Linked DNA regions of Mus musculus: regions 1, 2, 4 and 5 are each linked to region 3. Evidence: chromatin loops called from intact Hi-C (ENCODE). Cell type or tissue: left cerebral cortex. All regions are shown on one strand. Links, peaks and the distances in the headings refer to the core of each region. The heading gives the core; the rest is flanking DNA. Region 1 holds the start of Sgk1 (serum/glucocorticoid regulated kinase 1). Region 2 has its middle 31 kb from the start of Gm5420. Region 3 has its middle 73 kb from the start of Gm5420. Region 4 overlaps 1700020N01Rik (RIKEN cDNA 1700020N01 gene). Region 5 has its middle 90 kb from the start of Gm33892.

Region 1 (6,080 bases), core at 623-5,622, 120 kb before region 3:
AGCCTAGACAACAACAACAACAACAACGACAACAAAAACCACACTTGATCTTTAGACAAACAAACTGACATTAACCAATTAATTGTTCAGTCTCTCTACATTACACTTTGCACAGAGAATCATTTTTCTTTTGTTGGGTTGCTATGAGGAATAAATGAAATAATCTGCAGAAACTGCTTGGTCCATGAGATTTAAAACACAGTCAGAATGAATACGGCTCCTGGTGGGCCACCATGGGAGCACATTAGCTATAGTCCCTTCTGGTGGCTCACTGGATTCCCTCTGGATAGCTGAGAAATGTAGGAAGCCGTCTTTTAGTGTTTTACAATCAAAAAATTGTGTTCAGGACTCAGTTGTTTCTTTGGTGAGTGTGTGTGCACAGCCCTCCCCACCTCCCCAGAATCCAGTTCTGTTCACAGCTCAATGTGGGCATTAGACAAAGGTTTACTTTGTAGGACTGTCTAGCTGGGCTAAAACTAAGATATGCAGAAATGTGTGGAACTTCAATAGAACATAAGGAAATGGATTATTCTTGGCCAAAAACAAAGACATTATAGAATATGAATTTGTATGTAAGGCACATAGAGCAGTTCAGCAAAGTATTAGCATCCATGACAACATGAGGAGGGAAGGAAGAGTTCCAGAAAAGGTGAGCTAAACTTCTCTACTGTCTTCTAACTGTACACATTTATTTTCCTATTACCTGTGTAATAACAATAATAATACATTTAAAACCATGTATGCTGGAGCATGGCTGGGATCCCAGCACCTAGGAGTCACAGGCCCTCAATGATCAGGAGTTCAAGGTCAGCCTCAGCTACGCCATGAGCTGTTGGAAGCTAATCGGGTTTAGAAGAAAGAGACCCCGTCTCAAATCAGTCAAACAAAAACACCCAAACTAGAAAAAGCCAAGGCAAGGTCAGAGTACAAGCAGAGAGCATTTAGAATACAGAATAAATCGGATGTGTAATAAAACAAAGTAGACAGGAATCAAGGAATTTCTCCCCAGGGCTGTCAATGACGTGACACATGTCACATTCTACTGTCCTTGAGGGGCAAGGAGAGCAGAGGGGGGGCAGGGAGATGTCAGACCCAATCTCCAGCAGACTGAACCCAGTGAAATGGCCTGCTGGACCTCATGGTGTAAATCTCTTTCTCCCTGCAGTTTTTGAGAAGACATCTGTACCCTGTCTCACTCTTTCCAAAACCCAAGGTCTGCAGAAACACTGGCTGAAACACACTGGTAAATTATGCTCGTAAGCAAAATGCAACCAGATGTCAAGCTGGGATTTCTAGTAGTATATTTTGATGGCAAAGAAAATAAGAAACTATTATAATAAATAAACAGTATGTAACTGACACTTGGTTGACTGACAATATATAGCTGAAAGGGTTCTAAACTCCCCAGGGACTGTGAACGTAGTTCACTGTTTGGGGATGGGGCTTGTGGGGGAGGGGTGACTTGCATGCTTGAGGCCCAGCACTGTAAAACAAAATACCCTTAATAGCACCAAATAAATTAGTTAAGATAGGCATAAGCTCATAAGCCTAAACCTATAGTTCCAATACACAAGAAACTGAGGCAGGAGGATCATTTCAGCCCAGGCATTCAAGACAGCTTGGTCAATGTAGCTAGAGAAAAAAAAAAAAAAAAAAAAAAAAAACAGCAAACTTTGGCTAGTTAGTTAGAAGGAAGTAAAGAATTTAAGGACTAAATAAAAGGGTGCTTCCCTTGGAAAAGTATCTTTTGACTACAGGGGAGACCTTAGTAGTGCGGGAGGACCAAGAAGCTGGGCTGACTTGCAGACTCTACTGGGGAAAGACCTCTCAACTGACACTGGCTGCAGGAGTTAGCGTTACTCAGATTTAGTGCGTATCGTTTGCATTTGGCCATAGATTTGGGGATCTCTAAGCCAGGATGTGAGAGAGCTCCTGCTGGCGCTTGCAGACTGCTGGTTTGCAGACCTGCCTTTCCAGCTTGACCCTTCAGTGCTAGGAGGCCGTCCAGCCCAGCCTGTAATTCATTACGTTCTGTTGCCTTTTCGGCACACACAGACGCGGCCTGAATGAAGGGAAGGGTGAATGAATGGAAGGAAGCAGCTGGATAGGACCGCCCCGGGCACTAAATAGGACGGCACAACTGGGGCTACAGGAGCCTCCTATTGCTTAAGAGACACTCCCCATAAGGATGTCAATGATCAGTCTTCCAACAACCACTCATTTCTGAGTCCCCACTCATGTATAAATTTGCAGAGCCACAGACCTCCAGTGTGGCCATTGCAATGAACTGAGTTTATCTGTGAAACAGAGAAAGGTCTATTCATTTACAGCCCTATGACATTACTAACATTATGAATGAAAGGAATTTAAACAAATGTATACAGCAAATGTACATAGCAGCAGAACCCTCCCCGCACGCCCCCCCCCCCAATCATAGTTTGGGCTATAAAACAGGCTATCCCTTATTCTTTTGGTAAGGGCACGTGTGCTAGGCAAAATTGAGGCAACTTGAAATAGAGGGTTTGAGATGTTGGGAGTCCATCATTTCTGTCAAAGGTCACTCTGGTCCTTTCCTGTTTACCCCAAAGATAGAGATAGTGGCAGAATGGATTTGAGGAGCCAAAGCTGCTTCTAACAATTGAAGACGAAAATGCAGCAGCCCTTGAGACGGAGGGAAGGTGTGGCAAAGTTGAACCCTTCAAAGATAAGAGCGAGAGAGCTACTTAATTAGCCCAGACTAAATTGCTTCTTATTAACTGCACTCGGGCCAGCTGTCTTTGAAACTGCCTTGTAATCCTGGGCATGGCTTTGATTGAGAAATCTCAGTTCCCATCTTAAACCCATTTGAAGGCATCTCGGCCCAACCCCCTTCTTCCAATGCAACTCCTCTGAGCCCCCCCTTTCCATCAACATCTCCCCTACCCACCCCCCAACAAATATGAATCTCAGCAGGGCCAGCGCTCACCTTGACCACTGACACCAGAAGCTCTGCTTTCACGAAGGGCTCAGTAACAAAACCCGAGGCTTACCCTAGGCAAGCCTCCAAAAGCATTTGAGAGAAGCAGCGTAGAAAACAAAAGCAACAACCACAACCTGGGCTTACCCGTTTCTTAAAAAATTGGAACGCTGAGCATTTCTTGACCGGGAATCCATTCATGTCTTTGTTTACCATCTTCCACAGAAGGGACTTCACAGTTATAGATCCAGGGTGGCACCGGCTTGGTTTACTGCATCTGTATCCCGATCCGCCTTCCTGGAGACGGTGAATGAAGACCGAACGGGATGGAGAGGCTAACGGGGCTCAGTTTTTCACTCGCTCATCCTGCTGCGGCAGCGACTGCAGTAACTCGCCCCACTTTCAGAGGCCACTGGCAATGGCTTTTCTCTTTCCATCATTGCTTTGAAACGTAAGCATCACCACAACAGGACCCCGGGGCCGGATGGCGGGATACAGCAAATCTATCCAGAGATGCTCTGGCGGGCGCTCAGGCGAGAGCAGGGTACCGTCCCCGCCCCCAGCTACCGAGCTGCTCCCGGGCTGAGCGGGGAGCGAGCGACTCGCTCTGCTCCAGGTGATGCGCTGCTGGAGGCTGCTGGAGGAGAGCTGTTTTTGATTGTGTAGGTTCCAGTGGGAGCTGTAGTTAAGCAGCTGGGGGAAGGAGTAAGAAAGAGCTGAAGCCGGAGGGAGGGAAGGAGGAAGGGAGAGAGCCTCCTCAGAAAGGTAAATGGAAAGAGAAAGCAAGGCAGGAAGGAGCAAGGATGCATGCATGCATATGTGAGTAAGATCAGAGGATGGTCAGGAGACACAGAAAACACAGAACAACGGATTCCCTTGGGAGGGTTCTTTGAATTGGTTTTTCTTTGCAACAATGTGGTAACCAGAGTAAAATGCAGACCCAATAATGTAATTCTCAATGAAGTTCTTCAGATTCCGGTTCTGATACCAAGCCCCGGAGGCAGGGGGTGGGGGGCATCAAACGTGTTCCTGCCCTATGAAACCTTGAAAAATAAAATAATGTGCCTACACATGTGTAGCAGTGAATGGTCTCTTACTCTGTAGGGTCCTCGGATGCCCTTCCTTCCGCTGTGACATTAGAAGGAACAACTGGGGAGGTAAGCCCACCCTTTTCAACAGAGAAGCCGGCAGTAAGAGAAAATCAATGAACAGAAACAAAGTGTGCAAAACCAATAGGCAGAACCTTGCCCAGACCTTCACCAAAAATTCGTGCTGAATCCATTCAATGCTAAGGGAGTCACAGGAAGCAAGGACGAGTCTTTTTACATGCCCCAACTTATCCTGAACCTCTGCAAAGTGAATTCATTTAACAAAAACATTTAATTATGCGTAGCTCGTTTCCACTTGTGCTCTTTGATGCTGATATTTTATGAGTTTTGTTTTGTTTTTTAAATAGGATTTATAGCAAAAAGGTTTGGGGTCCCTGTTAGCATGTGGTTTTGATCAGCTACTTCACCTCCGGCTGTACTTTGGTCTATGAGATAGACATACACGATCACTCACTCACTCACTCATTCATTCACTCATTCATTAATTCAGCCACTCAATCACTTGTTTGACATCTCATTCTATTCAAATATAGCATTCAAATCCAAAACCAGTAAGCGTTCACTGGTAGGAAATACACTAGAACTATCCTTAAAAATAATTGTTGATTGAGTGCTTGCATGAAACCATGAGTTTAATCCTCAGGACCACAAAACAAGCAAACAAACAAAAGAAAAAACAAAACAGCGACAGACACTGTGGCAACATGGGATTAGAACCCCTGCAGTTGGGAGGTTAAAGGTAGGAGGATCAGAAATGCAAGCTTATCCTCAGAGTTTGAGGCCAGACTAGAATTCATGGGATCCTAGCCAGAAACAACACCCAAACAGAACAATAACAACAACAAAACCCACATTGTTACACCATTTATATGGGAAACGTGGATTAACTGGGGAAGAGGTGCCTGAGTTCCTTTAGAGTATGAGTTTCTATGAGGTGAGATATGGATGAAGTTGTACAAGACACAAGGATACATTATGTAATCTACAGCTTCAGTAGGCCGTGATTTTCCTAAAGGGGCCATCTAAAATCACCAGAGAGAACTCAAAGAGAATTATTCTAAGATGAAAGAAATGTTCCCCATCGGGATTATGGTAATGACTACAGTAAGAACCAAACTTCATCATGAAACGAAAAAGAATTTGTTTTGCACAGTAAAATTATACCTCAGTAAGTTTCATTAGAAAACAGTGAAAGCCATTCAATCTCTTTCCTGTTCCTTTCTTCACTGTTCCTCACAAAGTGTTATAACAGCCATTTATTGAATGTGGGTGATAAATATATATATTTTAAATAACCCAGGGAAGCGGGTGATTCTGGGGCCCTCAGTTGGATTTCCTGTTGTTCTACCACACAGACTTGCTTTGGCAGATTCTCCATTGACCTAAGGTGAAGAGAAATGTCTCATGGAGTCTATAAGGGAAGGAGACGAAGACAAAACTAAAGACTAATTCATTCTTCCTGTCCCCCAAAGGCCACCTCCAGATGCTGACGCCATAGCTAGCCTATGCTAGACTTTACACAAGGTCATGAGCGCAATGGTGCATACTTTGTATCACAGGAGCAATGTACATATCATGGTTTGAATGAGAATGGCTTTCAGAGGCTCATAGAACTGCATGCTTATCCCCCGGTTGGTGAACTGTTTGGAAAGGACTAGGAGGTGTGGCCTTGTGTCACTGAGGGGTGGCCTTTGAGATTGCAAAAACCCATTCCAGGCCTGCTCCCCCATCCCCCGACCCCCCACAGCTTTCAAGTCATGTCAGTTTATAAAGCTCTCAGTTACTTCTTCAGTACCTGACACTCTCCCTGCCATGATGATCACCCCTCAGAAACCATGAGCAAGCCCCCCAATTAAACATTATCTTTTATAGTATTTGCCTTGGTCATAGTGTCTCTTCACAGTAATAGAACATGACTAAGTATGTACACATGTACTTAAGCATTAGATCTATTCTCCTTTGCAGGTGACAGGATAGGAAGGAAAGGCAGGTGACAAAAGGTAGAGGGATCCATA
Region 2 (6,080 bases), core at 660-5,659, 100 kb after region 3:
CAGAATCTACCCTGGGGCCCAGGATGTGGGGAGCTCTGCCCCCTCCCCCCCCCCCCACACACAGGGAGATGATTGTCCTTAAATTGGTAGGTAGGCTTGGTGGCAGTTGTGGCTGGGAGTACAGAGAGGCCTTCTATGAGAGATTAGGCTGTGGCTCTGTAGGTGAAGGCTTGCTTCATGGCTCCCCACAGTGGACCTTGGTGAAAAGAGACAGTCTATGGTCCTAAACAGTTTATTGTCACGGAAGAAAGTAGATGCATAAAACCATTCCCCACTTCTCAGGGTGGGCCTGAGATTAAACACCTTTTTTGCAGGGAGGAGTGTCTGAGAAGGAATGCTTATTGGCGAAGCTTTCCGAGCCTCTTGGTACCTCATTAGTATGGAGAACTCTGTTTTCAGCCTACTTGACCATAGGACACATTTCTTTTATGTCACGTGCTCCAGTCAGGAATCTGGCAGGAACTGAGAGTTACCTAAGCCTCAGATGTGTGCCCACTGAGTCTCTGGGTCTCTGCTTGCTCTATCTTATCGAACTTCCTGGCATGATTTTACGTCCCACATGACTACTTGGGAATAGTTAAAACATATGGAGTGCCTTCCTGCAACTCTGAACTCTTCATGATCGTAAGTAGGTCTACGGTCTTGCTATGATTAGAATTCACCGTGAACAACTCACTGTAGAATACCGTGTTCTAAGTGTGCTTCTGGTCCCAAGTGGCCCAGAACTCTGTTCTGGCCCCTTCTTTTCAGGGTCCGTGGTTTGGTACTCTAGACACTCACTACTCTAGCTCAGCCATGGAAGCCTTTGGAATTAACCACTTGTAAAAGTCATTGAGAAAGTAAGCTAGTTCTAAAACAAACAAACAACAACAACAAAAAACAACTACTGTACTGCATGGTTTGTTGGGTTGCTATAGTTATGTAAAGGAAATGAGAGTCTAAGTCTTCCTTTGAATGGATGTTCCAAGTCAAATAGAGAACCTGGGAGCAGAAATAGAAACGAGGTACCTTTTCAGACATTATTAAGAACAAAATTAAGATTAGTGTAATGGTTTCACAAGAGGTAAATTTTCCATTTCCATGTAAATAGAAAGCTAAGCACAGTGGGTCAACACTGACCTTTCTGGCAAGAGGTGCCTACTGGTATAACAGTAGCATGACTGTTTTATAAGTAACCAGTGTTTGAGCTAGTTTTGAAGTAAGCTTTAACTAAATACTGACCAAGATGGACATTGGTGAGGTCCACTGTCTGGAACTCCAGAGAGTGGCAATGAGTCACAGGTTGTAGGGGCTTTTTAAGGGCAAAACCATAAGGCCACCATATTTCTCATGTGGCAGTCGCATTGTCCAAGAACTACAACTCCCAGCTTTCCAGAAAGTTACCTTGTTCTTGGGTGGGTGGGGCTTGCAAGTTGACTTTGGTTCTTCCTGATTGGATTTGTGTCCTGTTCTACTGGAAGAATTCACATCTCACACTGTAAACATAATAAAAAAATGTATGGCTAGGGAAGTCAGTGAGTGGTCCAAGGGGGGAATTTACTGTTGGTATTAGGTTAGATGACCACACAACCAAATGACCTTCTAAGTCTATTATTTTCTGCCTTGGACCGGTGCTGCTGTCTGTCTGTTGGAGCAGCTTGTTTTGCAGTGAGCAACAGTTGAGGCAGAGGCTTCATGGCTACTCAAGTGGTGAGAGCAAGTGTCTGTTGAGTGTAGCAGTGAGCGTCACCTCTGCTGTAAGGGTCTAGGGACAGGGACAGTGCTGTGAAAGTCTCTCATCTGCATGACCAGGCTGCAGCAAAGCAGCTGCTGTGGCTACCTTCCTAAGACCTACACACAAAAACACACGAAGGGAAGAGGGAGGCTTGTTTGTAAAAAGTAGGTCAGCAGGAGTCGGAAGACCATCAAAAAGTCCAAAAGGGTGAACCTCATCATAATATCAACAGATAAAATTGTCAAAAATTTAAATAATAAAAAAATATTTCAAGTCAAAAAAAAAACAAAAAAAAACAAACAAACAAAAACAAAACAAAACAAACAAACAAACAAACAAAACAAGCCCAGAGGTTTGGGGTCATGGGAATGAATCAGTCTGATTTATGAAGTCGTTCAAGCCTCTCATGGGGAAGAGAACAGTGGGTGGCTTCAAATCTATTAGCACTACAGCCTGCTGAACCCAAAGGTGTTTAATCTGCAGAACACCTTCAGGCTCTCGGGCAAGAAGAAGCAACTTTTATCCTTACGTGCCAGGTTAATGGAGAAGCAGGTTTCAGACTGCAAATTTTAAGAATTTCAGTCTAAAGGTCAGAGGCTCTCGATGCTTCATAAGAAATCACACTTGTGAGGGCTGGCATGGCCTCTGCAGCTGTTTCAATCTGCTGTGAGTCAGATAGGCAGCAAATGGAGCATGCTTGTTCTTTATAGATGCCTTTGCTACAAAGACCTGGCAACAAAGAGGAGCGGTTTTCTTCAAGTTTAGCCTCATATGAGCCAGAGAACCTTTGACTAAGAGAAAACGTCAAGAAATAAAGCAAGCAACACCAGTGAAGAAATATGCACGTGATGTCTGGGGGTATCAAACATGTTTGCTTGCAGTCTGTGTTCTTTAATAGAACTTTGGCAGAGTGTTGGGTATTTGGGGCACAGTAGTGGGAGTGCCGTCACGATGTAACCAAAGACAGTGGGGATTGTTTTGGAGAGACTGAGAGCCAACTAAACCTTTGCCCATGCCAGGAACTAAGAGCAAGTCAACCCACTGCAAGTGTTAAAAGTGTTGAGTCATTAACTTCCTGTGTGGCTCATCTGCTTCTGAATATGTCTGCTTTCTTTCTTTTCTTCTTTTTTAAACTTAAGAAATAGACGTTTGGGTGGCATCCGGGAAATAAATCTCTGCTTACTATAGCTCAGAATATACAAAGGGATGAGAACTGAATGAAAAATCCTCATTAAGATACACTCATGAATTCCACAGTTTTTATTTGATCCCCGATATGCCTTTTTATAGTCTGTTCTCTACATAGAATCTGAGAAATGTCAACAGTTATGAGACTTGCTTGGGTAGCATGTATTTCAGAGAATATTAGGAAATGGAGGCAGGAAACTTTAAATATCAGCCCCAAATCCTTTAGTCTTGAAGTAGCCATTAACTGTTCAGTGGTGTGAGGTGAAATCTAGGTCTTCAGTTTATTCTCTCTCTCTCTCTCTCTCCCTCTCTCTCTCTCTCTCTGGTTCTCTAGATGAGAACACGGCTTTTTAAATTAGTTCAGTTCTCTATAGACATTAGCGAGACAAACAACTTCGGAGTACATTTATTCAGTCTTAGATAATCATGGTATAAAAACCCTCACCAGAAGGAATGAAAAGGGACCTCAGCAAAAAACCAATGAATTCATTCAAAACTGAACTGTATCCACTTGTCAGTGAGTACTTATTGTGTGAGTTCTTTTGTGATTGAGTTACCTCACTCAGGATGATGCCCTCCAGGTCCATACAAAATTCATTCTTTTTAATAGCTGAGTAGTACTCCACTGTGTAAATGTACCACATTTTCTGTATCCATTCCTCTGTTGAGGGACATCTGGGTACTTTCCAGCTTCTGGTTATTATAAATAAGGCTGCTATGAACATAGTGGAGCATGTGTCTTTCTTACCAGTTGGAACATCTTCTGGATATATGCCCAGGAGAGGTATTGCGGGATCCTCTGGTAGTACCATGTCCAATTTTCTGAGGAACCGCCAGACTGATTTCCAGAGTGGTTGTGCAAGCTTGCAATCCCACCAACAATGGCGGAGTGTTCCTCTTTCTCCACATCCTCGCCAGCATCTGCTGTCACCTGAATTTTTGATCTTAGCCATTCTGACTGGTGTGAGGTGGAATCTCAGGGTTGTTTTGATTTGCATTTCCCTGATGATTAAGGATGTTGAACATTTTTTTCAGGTGCTTCTCAGCCATTCGGTATTCCTCGGGTGAGAATTCTTTGTTCAGCTCTGAGCCCCACTTTTTAATGGGGTTATTTGATTTTCTGGAGTCCACCTTCTTAAGTTCTTTATACATATTGGATATTAGTCCCCTATCTGATTTAGGATAGGTAAATATTATAGGATAGGATAGGATAGGATAGGATAGGATAGGATAGGTAAATATTAGCCCAGAAACTTAGGATACCCAAGATAAAAGATACAACTTGCTAAACACATGAAACTCAAGAAGACCGAAGACCAAAGTGTGGACACTTTGCTCCTTCTTAGAATTGGGAACAAAACACCCATGGAAGGAGTTACAGAGACAAAGTTTGGAGCTGAGACGAAAGGATAGACCATCTAGAGACTGCCATTTCCGGGGACCCATCCCATAATCAGCTTCCAAACGCTGACACCATTGCATACACTATTTTATTGCACACAAGATTTTGCTGAAAGGACCCTGATATAGCTGTCTCTTGTGAGACTATGCAGGGGCCTAGCAAACACAGAAGTGGATGCTCACAGTCAGCTATTGGATGGATCATAGGGCCCCCAATGGAGGAGCTAGAGAAAGTACCCAAGGAGCTAAAAGGATCTGCAATCCTATAGGTGGAACAACAATATGAACTAACTAGTACCCCCTGGGGCTCGTGTCCCTAGCTGCATATGAATCAGAAGATGGCCTAGTTGGCCATCAGTGGAAAGAGAGGCCCATTGGTGGTGCAAACTTTATATGCCCCAGTACAGGGGAACACCAGGGCCAAGAAGTGGGAGTGGGTGGGTGGGGGAGTTGGTGGGGGAGTGGGAAGGGGAGCATGTGGGGACTTTTGGAATAGCATTGGAAATGTAAATGAAATAAATACCCAATAAAAAAAAGAACATTAAGAAAAAACAAAACAAAACTGAACTGTAGTTATCCACGTTCTCCGTCTTTAAATATACTAAGCAGCCAGCCAATCAACACCTCAGTGAAGCTTTCTGAGAGCTGATTAGATGCAACACTAGAACCAGAGAACCTTGGGATGCCGAACAGCTTCGTCATTTACAGACAGTGCTGATGTAGATAGGTGACTAGTATATCTCATCAAACGCAATGTGCTCAGTTTTCACCCCTCTCTTCCCCTCCCTGCTGCTCCACACAGACCACTTTTTGTTTGTTCCTGAAAACTTCTTATACTGCTCCAGGCAGAATTCTGCCTTTGCATCTGCTTTCTTGGTTCCAGGGATAGACCTCTATGGAGGAACTTATTTGTTGTGGCATTTTGTATACGTTTGACCTGGGGAGTGGCACTATTAGAAGATGTGGCCTTGTTGAAGTAGGTATGTCTCTGTGGGTGTGGGCTTTAAGACCCTCATCCTAGCTGCCTAGAAGCCAGTCTTCCACTAGCAGCCTTCAGGTGAAGATGTAGAACTCTCAGCTCTTCCTGCACCATGCCTGCCTGGATGCGGTCATGCTCCTGCCTTGATAATAATAGACTGAACCTCTGAACCTCTGAACCTGTATGCCAGCCCCAATTAAATATTATTTTCATAGGAGTTACCTTGGTCATGGTATCTGTTCATAGCCGTAAAACCCTAACTAAGCCAGTAGTTTTCAGAATTATCTCTTTAGGTTTATATTTCTCCTCATCTACAACTAGGCTATGACAAGAATCATTCCAGAGTCAGGCTTTTGCCTCGGTACTCAGTATGTAGAAAATGGCCACGAATTGCCTGCTGAGTGTGCATGTAACATGGACAACTGAGTTAATGGAAGCATAGAGAGTGAGTAATTTTGGAAAACTAAAAAGCAGAAAGTGACTTGTCTAAAGTCTATAATGTGCCAAGCATCTATCATAACCTTTAAACTCCGATCTATGTAGCTATATTGCCTGATTCTTCTGAAAACCTTCCTAAGTACCCAGGCTGAGCTTTGCCTGTAACAGGGACATCGCCTCATGCCTGTGGATAATCTTACTTCCCACTTGATTCCTCAGCACTAAGAGAGTCTCACTTAAAGTAGGGATGAGTAAATTGCTTTTTTTTTCTTGCTAACAAATGTAAAGAAAGTCAGTGGCTTCAACATCTTATAGGTAACAATTTATCTTTACGTTTTATGCAACAGGGTAATTCCTCCA
Region 3 (6,080 bases), core at 753-5,752:
CCAGAAATTAGCTTGCTTAAAATGTAATAGTGTTATTTCTTCCAAATGGACATGGTGGTGTCTAACATTTACCTCCCTTATATTTTATTCTCATTATTTATCAAGTTAATATGGGAAAATAACACTGCTGTACAATTTAAAATAATTTTTAATGGAGAAAAGGCGCATGTTTTCCCTATTTCTACGTGGCATGTGTGAAATGTGGACACAGAGCCCAGACTTTGCTATCTGTCTGGTAGCTCTTGCTCTGTGCTGCTCTGTGAGCCTGCGGGAATGTCTGCCTTTAAAACCACATCACTTTCTCAAATAGTGAATCTGTTAAAACAGAGAACCTTTGCTTCAAAACACTAAAAAAAAAAACCAGTTGGTAGCTTGTCTGAAAGGAAAGGCAGTTATGTCTACACTGGTACAGGACACAGTTCTGGTCTAATCGTACCCTCTGAGAAATGTAGAAAAAAAGGAAACACACACAGATACACAGAAAGAGAGACATACACACATAAAGACATACAGAGAGAGAGAGACACAGACATACACATATACAAACACACACATATAAAGACAGACACAGAGACAGTCATACACAGAGAGAGACATATAGATACACAGACATACACACACACACATAGAAACATACACAGAGACAGATATACACACACAGATAAACACACGCACAGAGACAGAGATAGAAAGAGAGAGAGAGAGAGAGAGAGAGAGAGAGAGAGAGAGAACACAAGGTCTGTATGTATTGTCAGAACCTAGCTCAGGAGACTCACTCAATACTGTTGTCCAAAGAAGCAAATAGATCCAACATTTTGGGTTATAGATTGGCTACATCACTGCGTTCGTTGCTCATTTTGGGATTCATCAGTTGATTCTTTTGTTTGTTTGCTTGCTTGTTTTCAGTTTCTAAATGTTCCATCAGAAACTTTACCTGTGACCTTTCCTCCTTCCTATTAGCTTTCCTAAGACACCTGCAACCTATGCCTCTTACCCAGTTACACCTGGGATCAGCTTGCTTAAAATGCAAGTGTTATTTCTTCAAAATGGACACTGTGTCTTACAGCCTAGAAGCCATCATGGCAGCTGGGCAGTGGTGGTGCATGCCTTTAATCCCAGCACTTGGGAGGCAGAGGCAGGTGGATTTCTGAGTTCGAAGCCAGCCTGGTCTACGGAGTGAGTTCTAGGACAGCTAAGGCTACACAGAGAAACCCTGCCTCAGAAGAAAAAGAAGAAGGAGGAGGAGGAGGAGGAGGAGGAGGAGGAGGAGGAAGAAGAAGAAGAAGAAGAAGAAGAAGAAGAAGAAGAAGAAGAAGAAGAAGAAGAAGAAGAAGAAGAAGAAGAAGAAGAAGAAGAAAGAAGAAGAAAGAAGAAGAAGAAAGAAGAAGAAAGAAAGAAGAAGAAAGAAGAAGAAGGAAGAAGAAGAAAGAAGAAGAAGAAAGAAGAAGCAGCGGTGCCATCATGGCTACTGCCCTGATTTGAGGCTTCGGTCCTGTGAGGGTCAGATGATAGCTGGGTGTAGCAATGGGAAATCTGGCTTCCTCTGGTTCATGAGAGCAGGTTGTGCAAAAAAAAAAAAAGAAAAAAAGAAAAAAAAAAAAAGTAGGTTGGAGCCTAGCATGGCAGACAGTCACAGCATGGGGAGGCTGAGCAGGGTCCTGTTTCAAAAAGAAATAAAAAGTCAAACAAAACAAACCATAGCATCAGTCACTGGAAATGGGTCACAGCAGGAATATCCACTCCACAGAAGGCAAGGATTACAAAGCGAGATGCTTTTTCTCCAGTGAGTAGGAACAGGGCCTCTACCAGCGCACCACTGGACAGATAGGACAGGGACAGAGACGGTAAAGAGAGGTTGAGAATGAATCCTTGAGCTGCTGATGTTCTGTCGCCCGTGGGGAGTGAACCACAGGAACGTCCTCTTCCCCAGGTCAAAGCAGGTCAGGGGGCAGTTATCACAAGCAGCACGCGTGGGCATCAGAGCACACCGATGCTGCTCACAGTGTCTTCTCTGTACACTAAGGTGACCTGGACAGCTCATCGAACTTCTCAGTCTCCGATTCTTATCTGTGGTCCACGAACACAGAGCTGGGGAGTAACTGAGACCTTTATCACTCACAACGTGGGTCAGGCACTGCCAACATGGGACTCTCCTGGGAGCTTGTTAAAGAAGCACGGTCTTGGGCCAGCCTGAGATCTACTGAGACAGGATTTGAATTTTAACATGGTCCCTAGCTGTGTGCACAGTTGGAGAAGCATTAAACTAGCTTACTGGTTACCAAATCTGAAAAAGTATGACATTTGGGAAGATTTAAAAATAGGAATTCCTGGACACCCCCTTTTTTTCATGATTCACTGGGCCAGGATTTCCTATCTATCTATCTATCTATCTATCTATCTATCTATCTATCTACCTATCTATCTATCTATCTATCTATCAGCTGTCCATCTATGTTATTATTGTTTTACTTCTTTCATGAATATCTATACACCATATACGAGCCTAGTGCCACAGAAACTGGAAGAGGGCATGGGGTTCCCTCTTCTGAACTGGTTACAAGCTGCCACGTGGGTTCTGGGAACTGAGTCCAGTCCTATGGAAGAGAAGCCAGTGCCCTTAACCGACAAGCCATCTCTCTAGCCACTTAGTTAGCAATCTTCAGAATGCGCTATCCTAGCTGGCCTGATAGAGCATGCCTGGAATCCCAGCCCTTGTGAGCTAATGCAGGATACGTGTGAGTTCAAGGCCAGCCTGGGTTACACAGAGACCATGCTCAGAAAGGAAAAGATATATTTATCCTTTCCCAATTACCCTACTGGCGGTTGCTAACGTTGGCAGAAAAGCCGTTCTCGAGGGTTTGAGGATGATGGATTTTTAGTCATCTTTATTTCACGGCACACAGAAGGTTCTCTGAAAGCTTAGATTTTTGGAGTGGGTACAACAATCTTGCAAATATGAAAAAAAAAGAATACTAGAAAAGATTGATTATGCCATAGGATTGGAAAAGAAGCTAAAGGAAAAAGAAATGACACTGTAAATGTGTGTGTCCCTTGAAAGCTCAGCTGGACCTAAATCAGTGGCCATGCATGGTATGAGGCTCCAAGATAGTGATGTTTAACATGCCAACTACAGCTAATGGTCAAGAAATGGACTTTTAGCTACAAATTATGAAATGTTATTTAAGTATTTTTCTTCAAGTGAATACATTTGCAAGCTATAAATCACTTTCTTATGAAACAACTCTATGATCTTGTGAATTTTTATTTTAAAAAAGTACCTCTTACCAAATATAGCCATTTCTGGGCATCTGTGAAGAACTGGGTCCAGGGCCCAAATCTGGGGGTGCTCACATCCTTGTCTAAGATAGTATAGAATTTGCATATTACTTAAACATATACTCCACTATTCTTTAAAGGATCTCTAGATTACTTAACAATATTTAATACGATGTGAATCTGTGGACTGTATTTCTTAGGAAACAATGACGAAGAGTCCGTGCAGATGGCCTAGCCGTGCCAGTTAGCCTGTCCCAGCCTTTCCCCTGAATTGGAGATGGCTGCGCCTTTGGGGAAGTCACAGCTCACCATGAGAGCAGCGCACTTGCACCTCGTGCACAGCTGACCGGCACTGACCTGTTAGGCAGAACTGACCACCCTTCTCTTCTTCTGCCGCCATTCCTCCACAGCTCAAAGGTGAGTCATCTCCACTTTGATGGACCGTGGACCCCTGTGGTTTGCCCAGTGTTAAAGTGTGGGTGAGGTCTTGCTGGATTACATCGCCACAGTTACAGCCACATAACCAGAACTCAGGCGTAGGCCCGTTTTCCCATAGCTTATCTCTGTTCCTCAAGGCAAGTTTGTCTTGCGCCTCCTCCAAATCCAGAACAGTGCTATTCTGGCAATATCTGCTAAATCGAACTGAGAAAACCATAGACTGAGCCACTATTCTTAACTCTGATGAGCAGCAAGTGCAGTGCGGTCTCTGCAGCCTAAATGCTCTCCAGCAGCCCAAAGGCTGCACAGCCCCAGTGTCCTTCCCGCTAGATGTAGTGAACCATTTCTGTGCCTGTGAATGCTCAGTGGTCAGACAAATCACCAGGGTCCTGAAAACCTCAATCGTGGGCCACCTGGGTTTCAGTGAACTCTCGAAAAATCGCAACGGAGCCATTTATACAGTATCCAAGGTATGTTCCCAAGGAAACTTATGATTAGAAATAAATAAATAAATAAATAAATAAAGCTGTGCTATCCTTGTCACAGTTACCAGGAAAGGAACACATTGGAGGTAAGACAGGCATGAGACGTGGGAGTCGGTGGCCTGAACCGCCTCTGGTGGGTGTTGTATACAGGCACCAGCAGGGCCATCACAGGCGGCAGCACGTGGGCTGCTGTATGAGGCAAAGAGCCAACAAGCTAGTTATTATGTGTATTTTCTCCCTCCCTGCTCCTCAGCCTTCTGAGTTATTTTTATGCTCATCTGACACTTGCTATCTTTTTCAGACATGCATTCACAAATTAGAGAGACAGTATTTTTTTACTGGCATCTTGTGTATTGCTCCTGATGGATGGAGTCCTGAGATGTATGTGTGAGACACATTAGTTTGAAAACAATCCCAAATGGTGAAATGATGATTCCGGAATGATGGGGTCAAAAATGCATAAATGAGGAAGGGTTGGGGGAGAGAGAACTGGAAAGCTAAGCAAAAGCTACAGCGATGCTCAGGAAAGTGAGGAACACAAGCTACCATGGTCGAATCGAAGCAAAATAACGTAGTCCACTTCTGTCATAATGGACATTGTGGCATAATGTATCAGGGTAGCAAAGCGTCTTCTGGCCTTCAGACGGTAGTCACATCTGTAAACCAGGTGAGTCTGAGAGTAGAAAACTCTACCCACACAGCTCTGAACTCTGATCCTGAGCCCGCCTAAGGCTTGCTTAACTCTTTACTTCCAACTACTTGATACAATCAGATCAGCTCTTTCCATGGATAAAAATACATATTTCTAAAAACCAGTATATTTCCTACTTGTTTGTTTACTTATTTATTAACTTATTAATCTACTTTTTGCCATTTGGATTTCTTTTTGATATAGGGTGCCAGCTAACTCAGAACTTGACAGGTAGGCTAGGTTGGATTTGTAGCAATCCTCCTGCCTCTGCTTCCTAAATCCTGGGATTAAAGATATGCACTACCACACTCAGCTTATTCCCTTATTCCTGCTCTCCATTCAGAAACGTTGAAGCATCCTCTTTTAAAAATAGATTATCTTTTACTTATTCTTTGAGGATTTTATACAATGTGTCTTGATCATACCCACCCTTAATGTCTGCCTCCAGCTCCTCCTGGATAGTCCCTAACACACTGCTTCCAGTCTTCATGGTCTCCTTTCCCATACGGAGAGTTCAGTTAGTTCTTGCTGCTAGAACGCTGACAGAGTTTGGTCGCTGGACCTCATTTAGGTCTTGTGCAGGTAACCACAGCTGCAGTAAGTCCGTGCAAAGGTCATGTGTTGGGAGGACTACATTTCACAGAGCTCTTCCCTACCCTCCAGCTGCCATGGTTTTGTTTGTTTTGTTTTTCTACCCTCTCTTCTGCAATGTCCCCTGAGCCTCGGGAGGACTGATATGAATGTATCCTTTAGGAATAAGTACTCTGAAGTCACTTAGTCTCAGCACTCGAGCTATCGATGAGGCTCTGCATTGCTACCCAGTGAGAAAGAGGCTTCTCTGACTATACTTGAGAGCAGCTCGAATCATTGCCCATGGTGGCTCAGGGTGAGCTCCTAAATTCAAGGCCAGTCAGGTCTACAGAGCTAGTTTCAGGACAACTAGGCTAAACAGGGAAACCACTGAGAGAGAGAGAGAGAGAGAGAGAGAGAGAGAGAGAGAGAGAGGGAGAGGGAGAGAGGAAGGAGGAGGAGGAGGAAAGAAAGAAAGAAAGAAAGAAAGAAAGAAAGAAAGAAAGAAGATGAAGACGGAGAAGAGAAGAGAAGAGAAGAGAAGAGAAGAGAAGAGAGGCATTAATCTATGTGTATAAACAAAAACATTTTGCCGTGTCTGGATAGCAGAACAGCAATAG
Region 4 (6,080 bases), core at 776-5,775, 160 kb after region 3:
TTACCAAGTAAAAATTCCATAATGTCATTAGAACAAGCACTTCCAAAAGGCAACAGTATCCAGAACAGGTACACTCAAGTCTTAGTAATCAAATTAAAAAAAAAAAACCCAAATACCATTATACTTAGGATATTAATTTTTATTTATAGAAAAAAACAGTTCCCTGTTGTTTTGAATGGATGTACCCAGATTGTAGGTGACATTAGTTTGGATATGACCCATCTCCAATTATAAAAACATGAAAGAATATCCGAGCAATCAGGCTATGTGTAGATCAAGTGGGAAGCTACTTACAAGGGCTGGAGTATCTCCTATAAGGAGAGGATGCCTGGGTCAGTTATGAGATACTTCTATGCCCACTGGAAAGAATGAGTGGGCTCACCTTGACTCAGGAAGAGCTATATAATTAAGTAAAAAGAAAGTCAACAAGGCTAAAGGGAAATGACTACAGAAGTTAACACGATTTTTTTCTTTAAAAAATAACATGATCTCTCTCCTCCCCACTCTCCGTGTACAAGTATGTGCACACACATATACCCAGACACATGTTTGAACAGACATATATACATGGGAATATGTGTGGAAGACTAGTTGCCAAACCATACTATTTTGAATGTATAAAATGGGATTATTACTATTTATGCAGTATGTATTTTCATGATGACCAGGCATTAGCTCACTAATTTTATAAGGCAGGAAATCTTAAGAAGGTATTAAGGTGGGTCAGGACTAAAAACATGTCATCGAAAGCATCTTACTGTGATATCAACTGACATCTTCAGAGTTCGTATTGTTTACAAGGATGAGAACATTAGACTTACAAAGGACCAGTAACCTGAGAATAAAATCCTAGTCACATAAAAGTCTAAGCATTATCATGCCAAGAATAAAGACTCTATATAAATCCTGGAGTTTGGGCATAAGTCTCAAGAGCCAGTGTGCATGTGTCCTACCAGTGAGCTGCATCTCCTTGGTTTCTCTAAGCAGGGTCTTACTATATATAGCCCAGGCTGGCCTTAGACACAGGGTCCTCATACGTCAGCATTCTGGAAGCTAGGACCTATGCCTGTGCTTTCTAGTTGGTGACAGAGTTGCTGCTGTGAGTCCCACTCAGCCCCAGCACACATGCCCACCCCTACACTTGCCATCTGTCAGTACCGTGACAGTCTCTTATGTCTGCGACTCTCAGAAAAGAAATCTAACTACAAGGCACTGCATCCGGCTGCCATGAGAAGACCCCACCCCACCGCTGCCCCATAGACACATGCACCTTTGACCTTCCTTCTGTGACACTGGGGATTTGGGTTGCTCCTTCATGACTTAGTCTTTGAAATTGAGCCCTCCAGGCTATGGCTGTTAGGAGACCTCTGAGAACCAAATCAGCCCCAAGAGCTCAGGGTTCTTGGCTAAGCACAGGCCCTTCGATAGTCAAACTGCAAAGCCAGACAACTTCTGCTCCCAGGGCTAGCTGCAAACCATCTGTCTCTGTTCAAGTGAGTGTGATTGGGAAACATCAGGACAGAAGTCAGGATCCAAAAATCCTGAGTCTAACTTACTCTCGATGTCTAGGCTCAGTGCCAGAGGCACTCCTCCACAGGTGGCCTGCCAGGCCAGCCATCTGAATGGCAGTGAGCCCTGTGCAGTGGGGAACCGTAGGGAAGGAGAATAGGGGTAGGAAATATTCATGCCAGTCTTCCACAGAGCAGGGAAGAAAGGGGAAGAGACTTGTGACAACTTGTGTCACTGACAGCCTCAGCAAAAAATACCAGTTGGCTCTTCTCCAGGGAGTTCCCCCATCCAGCTGCGGGGTGAATGCTTCAGGTCCAAAGGCCTTCTGCAGCCTGCAGTGCTGAGCAGCCCCAGGCTCCACCACAGTGGACTCCACTGGCTATGGGACACAGTTCATGGACTTTGAATTTTAGAAGAAACATTGGGGGAAACCATATGGCACCCATTCTTCTATTTCCCCTGCTACATGTTTATATGCTGGCCTTAAAAATGAAAACTGTAAATTCTGATGCTTGCGTTGTCTTGTGGGCCAGTATCATGTTATTTTTTCCTTCACGGTGTTTATAATTGACATAGTGCTAGATGCTATACAAGGAAAATAACACAGACACTGTCCTTTAAGAACTGCCAGATATCTAAATTGGAGACTGCAGTGAAAAAATAAGGCATATCAAATACAAGGCTCATTTTAGGGATGGGTGGGAGTTCCACGTAGCTGTGTGGGAAGCCTGGAGCAAGCTGCCAATCAATGTCTCTTTATGATCACTTAGCGGGGAAGGCAGTGAAGAGAACTAAATCCCTTCGTGAGCCGAGCAGACGGAGAAGACCTACTGGCTTTCCAGAATATGAAGAGCCGGAGTGAGAGTGGACTGCCCCCACTTCTGGCTCTCCCACCACCTCCCTTACGCTATGCCCTTCCCTGATCTCAGTCTGTTGATAATCCATCAAGACTCATGCTCCAAGTCAGACAACCCTAAGATGTGTCTGAGTCCATGCTCCTAGGATATGTTTAATTGGAAAGTGGCCTTATATTAAAAAGTGGATTTAAAAAAAAATCAAAACATGGCAGACAAGGTAGCACATGTCTTTAATTCCAGGAGTCGGGAGCCAAGGTTACACAGAGAAACCCCTATCTTGAAAAGCCAATAAATAAATAAATAAATAAATAAATAAATATCAAAACTTAATTATCTAATCAGGTCACTGAAGGTAGTTTGTGCTTTCCTTTTAAATTGCACCCGAGGGAGGAAACGGCTTGTTGTGGAAGGAACACGCACCTGGGAATCGGCCTTCCCTCCTCCAACCCCATTTGCCACTCAGAAACTCTGCAACTGTGGATGTCTGTGTCTTACTCTCCTCACTGCAGTGAGAGTGAAATAAGTCACCTTTACATCCTCTTTCTACTGAGGACTAAGATTCCAACACGTTGCTTATCCTGCGCCTGTCCCGATTTATCCATGTTGTGGAATGCTGTCCTATGCACACGGCTGCCCACTGTCCTCTGGGACTGTAATTACCACAGGGGGACGACACAAGGTTGAGACCACTAAGGTTCCACCACAGAAGGGGAAGGGGTGGAGCTTAAGAGACCCTATTCCTACCAGGGGGTTTACAGGCAGCTGATGGCTGCTTGAAGGAAGACAGTTCTTCAGTGGGACAGTCACTCCTATGTCACCTCGCCCCTCTCCTGTGAGTAGCCACTGCTCTGTGCTCTCACTAGTGTCCAGTGATACTCGGTTGTTTCCTTTCTTTGTCCTTGGTGCTCCACTTGGGGTGAGTACATGGTTTTACTCACTTGCTCCTGGGAAAGTTCACACAGTTGAGCATCACTACTGCGACAGGATAGCTTTAAAAAATCGGTTGTTGCAGTGTCAACTGGCCAGACGCCCCAAGCTCCCGGGAATAGGACCATCAACCAAAGGGCTCCAGCCACATATGTGGCAGAGGATGGCCTTGTTGGACATCAGTGGGAGGAGAGGCCCTTGGGACTAGGGGGTTTGGTGCCCCAGTGTAGGGGAATGTCAGGGAGGGAAGGCAGGAGTGGGCAGGGGTCAGGGGTGGGGGAAGCACCCTTATAGAGGCAGGGCAGGGTGGATGGGATAGGGGTTTCCAGAGGGGAGACCTGGAAAGGTGATAACATTTGAAATGTAAGTAAAAGAAAATATACAATAAAAGAAAAAAGAAAAATAAACCCCGGTTGTTGCTTGAAGCACTCTTTTCCCTGGGAGCATGTGCGCACTGGGGACAGTCTACCATTCCTTCAGTTCACTGAGTTTACACTTCTCACCAGTTCCCATAGCCTGAGAGCCCCTAGGGAACATAGCCCCAAGCAGAGATAATTGGAAAAATGACAAAGATCTCTTCCTTGCACACTGACTCAGATGCCATCCGGGTCGCTGTGGGGAGACACAGACCTACTTTTCGTCCTAATTATCTTATCCATGGAGAAGCTGGTGGTGAAGCCCATGTTGAATGAAGCCCCTTAGCGGTCAGCAGAGCACCTGAGCAGCACAGCTTTATGGGAATATGTGACCCTTTGGGTGCCGACAGACCAGGTTCAGGGTCTTGTTTAATTGTGCCCTAGATCTGTTACTATTTGAAAGTCACTTCGTTTCTCTTAAGCCTCAGCTTCTTTATGTGTAAAATGGGAATAACATTTACCCTACATAACTACGGTATGTGAGATGTTTAGCACAGTTCATAGTACATGGTAAGGACTTGCTAGGATTACAACCGAATGCAGAATTGGCCTCAAACACAACAGAGTTTACATTTGTGTTGTTAGGAATGGTACAAATGGTAACATCAGAATAGTAGAAATGCACCTAGAAGATGCGGTGTTGTTACATAGACACAAGCAAACACTGCGGCAGAAATGTAGGGTACCTGTGCAGGGACAAAGTGCTTGGAAGGAATAGTGTCCCACTAGAGATGGCAGACTTGTTTTCACATCTGGGACCACTTTCCCAAGTCTCCTCCCCTACATCTATGAGGAGAATGGGATAATAGGAAGCCAACACAGGACTGCTCTCAAGTGTAAACGCAATGATGCTTAGACAGAGTCCCTCAGTGTTAGGCCTACGGCTACTCTATTCCATTTCCATAAGTGATGCTCGTCTATTTTTATTGTGCCTGTAGTCACTTCATCTCTATCTACATACTTCTTATGTCCACGCCTATTCCTATTCCATCATCAATGCATCTAGAGAGGAGAGCTTGTGTCTCACTTTAAACTGTGTCATTTGCTTTTAATGGTGACAGTGACAATAATCACAGTGAGACATTGCCTTAGTCATTTGTTTTAAATACTGTTTGAAAGTTTAAAGGCATCTGCGCAGTGTGGTACTTGTAAACATAGCTGGCTCTTGTCGTTATGCTGGATATACAGGCCTCCATTTTCTTTCTCATGGTCATGCTGAAGTACCCTAATGACACATAGGCCATATTGTTCACACAAGGCTTCTCATGACAGAATGATCGGCACAGCCTTACTTTCCTAAATAGTTTGCTGATTCACTCGGTCCATTTTTAAACACCAACAGATTGGCACTGATGACATCTGCTAATTATTTGATTTTCCTCGTGACTGGCATAGGACTGCTGTCTGCAGCAATCACTGTAATATGACCGGTGTGAGGTTTGCACCACCCAGTCACTCCATGACCAATTTGCAGTAATGAGTAGCCTTGTCTATTTTTCTGTTTCCCCTAGAGGTATCATTATTTATTATGTGTTGCAAACACAGCTTCCAGAAGTGCAGCAAAAACCCAGCAACACCTAACTCCAAGTGGAAATCTCACTGTGTTCCTAGTAATGGTTTATCAACTCAGACGGCCTAGGCCTGCCAATAACACAGTTAAGATTCCAGCATCTCTCTGGTTCCGCTCCCAGTCCCCATCCTAGCAGGGAACAGTCTTGGAAGGCTGCTGAAGACCCTGTTTTCTAGACTATGTGTCCCTTTTAGTCCCTGAGACTAGAGTTAAAGATTTTGAGAAGTCCTTTGAAATATGTTCTGTTGATGTTTCTAAACCATTATCATGAACCCCCACGGCTTCAGTGACCCCCGATTGAGGCAGCTTCTTGAATTCAGAGAGCATTAAATCATACCTGTAATCTCAGAGATCTGCTGGCTTGGTTTTGTAATGCTTCAATAAGATGAGAAAAGCGATGGCCTGCACATGTGGTATGACCTCCCTCATTAACTCAATGTGAAGGTCAAAGGTCAAAGCCCATGGACAGTCACCATTCACTGGCTTACCAAAAGAAATGTAGGAAAACGTTCCCTTGCCCCCTAGTGCCCACAGCCTGCTATTGCAAGCAGGTGACTTGGCTCAGAGAACTTCCAAACAGAAGTGAAGGGATTTATAGGTCTACCACTAAGGCACATGGGAAAGTCAAAATTTCGATGGGCTTGTCACACCATGTAGAAGCTAAACTCCAAGTATCAGGTAAACAGTGGCGGAACATCACTAAGGGCCGTAAATTCTCAGCCCCTTCGTGGAGAAAAGCATAAAACAAGCTCTGATTCATTTTTACTGACCTGGGAGGCCCCTGGGGTACAGCCTGGGCCA
Region 5 (6,080 bases), core at 395-5,394, 280 kb after region 3:
TCTTATATCTTGTTTAATAAATGTTGTCTCTTTGTAATTAATTATCTTGGAACAGAAAGGGAAAAGCCACCATAGACTGTGTATATTTAGGAAAAAGTTGACTGCACATTTAATATGCATTAGTATGGAACTTCCATATCTACTGTGACAGATGGCACATAAGAACAGAGTACCTTTTTTAACTTGTTTATTCTTTTCACACACACACACAAATGTGCTCTAATCATATCCCTCTTTATCCTTCTTATCCTTTTCTTCCGGCCCATTTCTTCTTCCCATCTACCACCTACTGTGTGTGTGTGTGTGTGTGTGTGTGTGTGTGTGTGTGTGTGTGTGTGTATGCATGTGTGCATATGTACATATGTGTGTGCCTGTGCCCCACTGCATTTAATGACTACATGAGAATGGTGGCGGTTATTTATCAGTGGCTGAACCATGGAGAAAAATGACTTCTCCTTACATAGCAAGCATTAATTTTCTAAGCTCCATGGGAACGGGTAAGGCCTCATATATCTTTGATGGTGTGAGAATAGGCCCAACTTTGGGCTGGTCTCGAGTAGGTAGCCACAGGTGCTATGAATTTGTTGGTATAACAGCTATGTCATATGCAGACAGCATATTTCATAACACACCTCCTCATCTTTCATCTCCTACACTTTCTGAGCTCATTCCCATAATGTTCCCTGAGCCTTGGAGCAGGACAGAAATGTCCTCCTCTATTTAGAGCTGAGCACTGGGCAGCTATGGAGAGCTAAGTCCAGAAATACGCATAACAACTACATATAGTTTAAAATGGAAGGTTTTATAGTATTTGAGTTTTTCTACCCAAGTTATTAATTGTGATCATTAGTGAAATAGTTTTAGTGTGGGCGTATGAAAGAATGTACAATCCCACAAGAGGCAAGAAAATCTGTAGTGATTTGGAACCAAACTCGGGTGCTAACATCTGCTACCAACTTGCATATAAAGAAGCTGAAGTCAAAAACATATTCTTAGACTTTCTGATTGGCTATCTCAAAGTACACCTGAATTGGTTTGGAAAGAAGATGGGTTTTGCAATTAAAAGCTTGATAACTTAGCCTCTGAGAGCCAACTAAATGGAAATAAATGTTGTGCTTTCCTTATTTTACACTGTTTTCTTTTTCAATGTCTTTCTAAATTCGAAAACTCTTAACATAGCAATGGCATTGCTGGAAGACCAATACTATCAAGACTCTTAAAGACAGAAGACCGGCATTCAGTAAAAACGGTGACGAGTTGCAAGCTAGATGCTTCCCTAAAACGCTCTGAAGGAATGTTGGAGAGATCTCTGCTGCAGCGGACTCTAGGCTTAGTGCTTAAGGCTTAGTGCTTGACCCCTCTCCGGTCCAGTGCCTTCGGGTCTGTCCTGCCCTACAGCATGTGCTCAAGCCGCCACCCTTAATGGGCCATTCGTCACACTGGATTTTTCTTAGCTTGCCACTTCTTCAGAATTCAAGACCTATTGCCAACATTCTCACTTTCCACAAGATTAATCTAGCAGTATGGGGACCTGCTGTACTTTGCAAATGTTCAGTAATTATAATTACACACTTAAAACTCTGAACACAGGAGATATGAATCAAAAAGGACAAAAGGAAAATCAAAAATGTACAGTCATAATTAATGAATTTTAACTGCTCTCCATTTCTGAAAATTCAAAGATTATGACTCAGATATATTAAAGTGTTAGAATAAAAAGAAATGATCTTTTTTTTATTAATTAAAGTTATTCTTTGAAAATTCCATATACGTATACAATGCATTCCAATTACTCTGGTGCTTTCTATCTCTCACTTCTCTGTTAACCCTCCCTCCTTCCTACAAACTCCTTTCTTATATTCGTGCCTCGTGTTTGATTTTGTTTTATGATCCACTTAGCTTAACCACAGCTGTCTGTGTGACCAAGGATTTGGAGTCATCTACTGCAACATGGTCAGCTCACTAGAAGATATGCACGCTGCTTCCCAGGGTCTATCAGGAACCAGCGTTTCAGTAGAGAGAGATAAGACCCCATGAGCCCCTCCCCATCCATGACTGACAGTTGACTGGACCAGTCTTGTGCAGGGCTATTGTAAAAGCAGCTATTGTGAGCTGCTTTTTTATGGTTTCAATGGTTGTGCCCTTCCAAAAGCTGGCAACTCATGGCCTCCCTATCTCACAGCATTCACATTCCTTCTGCCTCCTCTTCTAAAGCAGTCACTGAGGCTAACGGCTTATTTAGAGCTAAACATTCAACACTCACTTATTCTCGGCACCTTGAGGGAAAAAAACAGAAATTATCTTTAATGAAATTTTTCTTTTTATCACAGTGGTTTTGCATAAGCTATCCAACTTAGTCTTCCGACAATCCTACAAAGCAAGCATTGTTTTCCTCATTTCGCTTGTAATGAAATTGAAACCAGGGAAGTTAGTTCCTACAATTAGTATTTACTAGCTGTAAATCTAAACAGCATACTTTATATAGAAAAAAGTCTCAACTCCAGGAGGTCTATTCAACCTCATTCTGGAACCCTTAAAATAATCATGAAATATCTGTCCTAAAAATAACTGAAGAGTGTCATTATTGGAACCAATGATCAATGTTTTCTCTTTAACAAGAGTAATGTAGTTAAACATACATTATTGACTATGCTTACTCAAGAAGGAGAAATTGTCCAAGATCAGTAATTCTACATTTGGCATATCATCAAAATTCTCTGGAGAACACTTAAAAAATATTCCCTGGGCCTTATTCCAAGCTCACTGAGTCAGAGCCTCTGTGAACGTCAGAGATCTCTTTATGTACAACCTCTCAAGGCAGTTTCAAATCTCATCCAGTTACGGAACAAAAAAGCAACGTGACCATTTGAATTTCCAAATTCAGTAGGATGCTTTGCTTCATTCCATCCTAATATACACTGCTGGGCAGGATGCAGCATAGACATTATATCTCCCTTGGATATGGGCACAAACCATTTCAATGGGGGAAGGACATTCAAAGAATCCTCAGTCATCCTCCGTGGTGATTTGAATATTCTTGGCCCATGGAAAGTGGCACTAGTAGGAGCTGTGGCCTTGTTGGAGGAAGAGTGTCTCTGTAGATGGGCTTTGCGGTCTTATGCTCAGGCTCTGCCTAATGTGGAAGAAACCTTCCTCTTGGCTGCCATCAGAGCAAGTTGTAGAACTCTCAGCTCCTCCAGTATCATGCCTGCCTAGACTCAGTCATGCTTCCCACCATGATGATAATGGACTGAAACTCTAAACCCATAAGCCAGCCCCAATTAAATGTCTTCCTTTATAAGAGTTGCCTTGGTCATGGTGTCTCTTCACAGCAATAAAACCCAATTTAAGACATCGTCTTAAGCAAAATAAAACAGGTTTGTACACAGAGCACAAAGGGGGTACATACTGTATCCTCTCTCAAGACTCTAGGCCATTGTGGAAGAGGAGGTGAAGAGTGTAATAGACAAAAGTGGAGGATGGCTACCAGAAAATATACAGCAGGTAGTTGCACATATGAAGTCACAGATATTGTGACCGCATGCACAAGACCTGTGCAAGTGCAAGCCAGACCAAGTTTCAGCATGGAGAGGGAAGTGAAGCACACAATCCCAGCCCTAGCTGTGGAGCAAATGGCAGTAGTTAGCAGCTGGGAGAGGAAGAGACAGTTTTCTCCGAGAGTGAATCCTCCTGATGATTGAAAATGTCCCCCATGCAATGCCAGGAATATTTGGGCAGCTCAAATTGGTCCTGAAGGTTGTTTTTGTTTTTGTGTTTTGTTTTGTTTTGTTTTGTTTTGTTTTGTTTTAAGAATATGAAGTTAGGTGGGAAGAGAATTGGGGTGGATCTAAGAAAAGCTGGGTGATGAGAAAGATTAAAATTCACGTTGTACCAACTCTCGATTCTCAGAGAACTAATAAAAATAAGAGAATGCAAACATCCCTGCTGGTCCTCCTTCTCTCCTCACCTCACTTGGAAAGCACTAGTTGGACAGCATTATTAGCTGAGTCGAATCCTTGAAAATCCATGTGCTGTACAAGAACTCATAGTGGCTACAAGCACAAGACCACAAGACTTGTACAAGAACAATCCGGCATGGATAAGGGGAAGGCTTGTCAAGCCCCACTCTTTCTCAGAAATTCTAAGCCATTGATGGATGCTGAGAGACGGGGAGTACTAAATAGACTCCATGGGGAGAGGGGCATGAAATCATGAATGAAATGTTGCAGGGGTAATGGGAGAAATTGGGGGAGGAGAGAAGGAGGACAGATTTGATCCAAACGTATTATATGTGTGTATGAATATTAAATAACTTTAAAGAAAGAAAATCAGTATACTAATCCTTATCCCCCATGTATCTCAGAATGTGGTCATGGGAATCAGCCTTTGCACATTAAAAGATGAGATCCTGTGGGAGTAGCGTGCGCCCATAACCAAGCATGGTGGATGTATTTAAAGGAGAAAGAAACTTTGACACAGACCTCCACATGAAAACAAGTCCGGAGTGGAAGACACTCCTCTGAGTCAGGAGTTACAAGGATAACCACAAATTATCAGAAGCCAGGCAGCAGCTGTGGTACAGACCTTCCTCACAAGTCTCTCCACACAATGAGATAGTAACTACATTTCTGTTGTTTAAGCTGTGCAGTGTGTGGTTTATCACACCACGCTTAGAAGCTAACACAGGAAGTACTTGGGTGGTTAGAATCCTCGTTACCATCTGAAGCAAAGGATGAAAACATAAAAAAATTTCATCACTACCAAATTTTTAAAAACAACTGGGGAGCACACTGAGAAATTACAAGCATCTCTATAGTCAATGGACTCAGACAGCTAGTGCTCAGGTCAGACTTGTGGTTTAAGCTCTGAGGAAAACATACCAGAAGAAAGAAAGGAAAGGAGAGAGTGTAGGAGGGAGTGAGGGACGGAGGGGGATAGGAAGGGGAAGGGGAAATAGAAATCAAGCAGGAAATGATATATATTACCATTAATCTTTTTCTTCCTAATATTTACTCTCTATATACTAGAAATGCATGCACACTCCTAGTGTGATGCCCTGGTATCCCTGGGCTTCCAGGATTGTGGCCTTCCTCCTTTCCTCCTGCTGTCTACTCAACCATGAAGAAGCAGCCATATCTTGGTTACATAGCTGATGTCAGATGATGAAGACGTTCCCAAAAGAACTTCACCTCAACATACAGTTTTATGAACACCATGCTTGTTGAATTAAAAATATTTCAGAGCATGAAGGGTTCCTGAGACATGTGTCATGTCCTCCCTTAGACACATATAGGTCACAGCCTTAGCCTCATGTCCACAAGTCTGGTTGGCAAGTACTTTGGGATTATTTACCCTCAAATAATACTCTTACTTTCCAAATTGTAATAAAAAACGTTTGTAAAGCCACCATTTCGTGCATATTTTAATTATTCACATTATATAATCTGTTTTGGGTTTACATCCTTGACTTTTATGAAGCAAGGATCAGATGTGTGACCATTAAAATCATCTAAGAGTGTAAACAGATTGTGTCAACGTGACTAATGCTCAACCAATTTTGTAACATTTCCGAATGTTTTGGAATATTTGATAACTTAATCCACCAAAGATCCATATATATTTTCTTTCATTTTGTTGTTTCATGCTGTGTTTTAAAGGCAGTCAACAGGAACTCTTCACTACAGGAATCTACAGAATTGACGATTTGGTCTCAAGTGGAGGCACAGAGGGGAGGTTGTATAAACCTTGGAACTTGGCTTCAAGTCTGACGTCACAACCATGACAAGACTTCAGTCCAGAACACTGCACTTGTACACAGTATGCTTCCTTGTGCAAGAACAATTCAACAGAACAGTCGATAACAGAACAATCTACAGAAACAATTTGGAATTATGCCACAGATTGAACATGCCATCTACCAAACAAAGCAAGCCTCCCCGTGGAGGAACGCAGGCCATTTGTATATGAGGACAGTTAAATCAAACATAATTACACTCTTTTTCACTGTGACTGATTCATCATTGCTTATCTACAAAGCCACAGGACAGCCATGGAGAAATTCTGTTATGTATTATTACCCA

Evidence for each region. A loop is a pair of places that touch in the nucleus more often than their neighbours do. Peaks named below come from ENCODE experiments on the same cell type or tissue, not always from the same donor. Only the 100,000 strongest peaks of a DNase experiment are listed, where the experiment ranks them.
Region 1: it touches region 3 in a loop (2.4-fold over the local background); 3 of 42 quality-filtered maps call a loop at or near these places.
Region 2: it touches region 3 in a loop (3-fold over the local background); 2 of 42 quality-filtered maps call a loop at or near these places.
Region 4: a loop joins it to region 3, with 2.9 times the contacts of the local background. A loop is called at or near these places in 2 of 42 quality-filtered maps.
Region 5: it touches region 3 in a loop (2.6-fold over the local background); 2 of 42 quality-filtered maps call a loop at or near these places.

Annotation. Positions count from the first base shown.
Region 1 is chr10:21,879,731-21,885,810 of GRCm38, reverse strand. Sgk1 (serum/glucocorticoid regulated kinase 1) reads right to left here and starts at 3,627. Exons shown (of 14, transcript NM_001161845.2): 1 at 3,104-3,627. The coding sequence starts at 3,172. Gm46215 (a long non-coding RNA gene) reads left to right here and starts at 3,533. Exons shown (of 3, transcript XR_001779732.1): 1 at 3,533-3,618; 2 at 4,061-4,113. In left cerebral cortex, for the core only: no CTCF peak of the experiment used is centred there; DNase peaks (open chromatin) are centred at 2,068 and 3,484; H3K4me3 peaks cover 3,689 bases; H3K27ac peaks cover 2,972 bases.
Region 2 is chr10:21,656,317-21,662,396 of GRCm38, reverse strand. No RefSeq gene overlaps it. Among named protein-coding and RNA genes, the nearest start is that of Gm5420, 31 kb to the left of the region's middle. In left cerebral cortex, for the core only: no CTCF peak of the experiment used is centred there; a DNase peak (open chromatin) is centred at 2,630; H3K27ac peaks cover 929 bases.
Region 3 is chr10:21,761,012-21,767,091 of GRCm38, reverse strand. No RefSeq gene overlaps it. Among named protein-coding and RNA genes, the nearest start is that of Gm5420, 73 kb to the right of the region's middle. In left cerebral cortex, for the core only: a CTCF peak has its summit at 2,828; DNase peaks (open chromatin) are centred at 2,864, 3,289, 3,899, 4,372 and 1 more place; H3K27ac peaks cover 2,060 bases.
Region 4 is chr10:21,600,847-21,606,926 of GRCm38, reverse strand. The region is part of intron 2 of 1700020N01Rik (RIKEN cDNA 1700020N01 gene); the gene reads right to left. Among named protein-coding and RNA genes, the nearest start is that of 1700020N01Rik, 11 kb to the right of the region's middle. In left cerebral cortex, for the core only: no CTCF peak of the experiment used is centred there; DNase peaks (open chromatin) are centred at 1,108, 1,605, 2,182 and 2,908; H3K27ac peaks cover 1,703 bases.
Region 5 is chr10:21,478,159-21,484,238 of GRCm38, reverse strand. No RefSeq gene overlaps it. Among named protein-coding and RNA genes, the nearest start is that of Gm33892, 90 kb to the left of the region's middle. In left cerebral cortex, for the core only: no CTCF peak of the experiment used is centred there; DNase peaks (open chromatin) are centred at 759, 1,263 and 2,819; H3K27ac peaks cover 401 bases.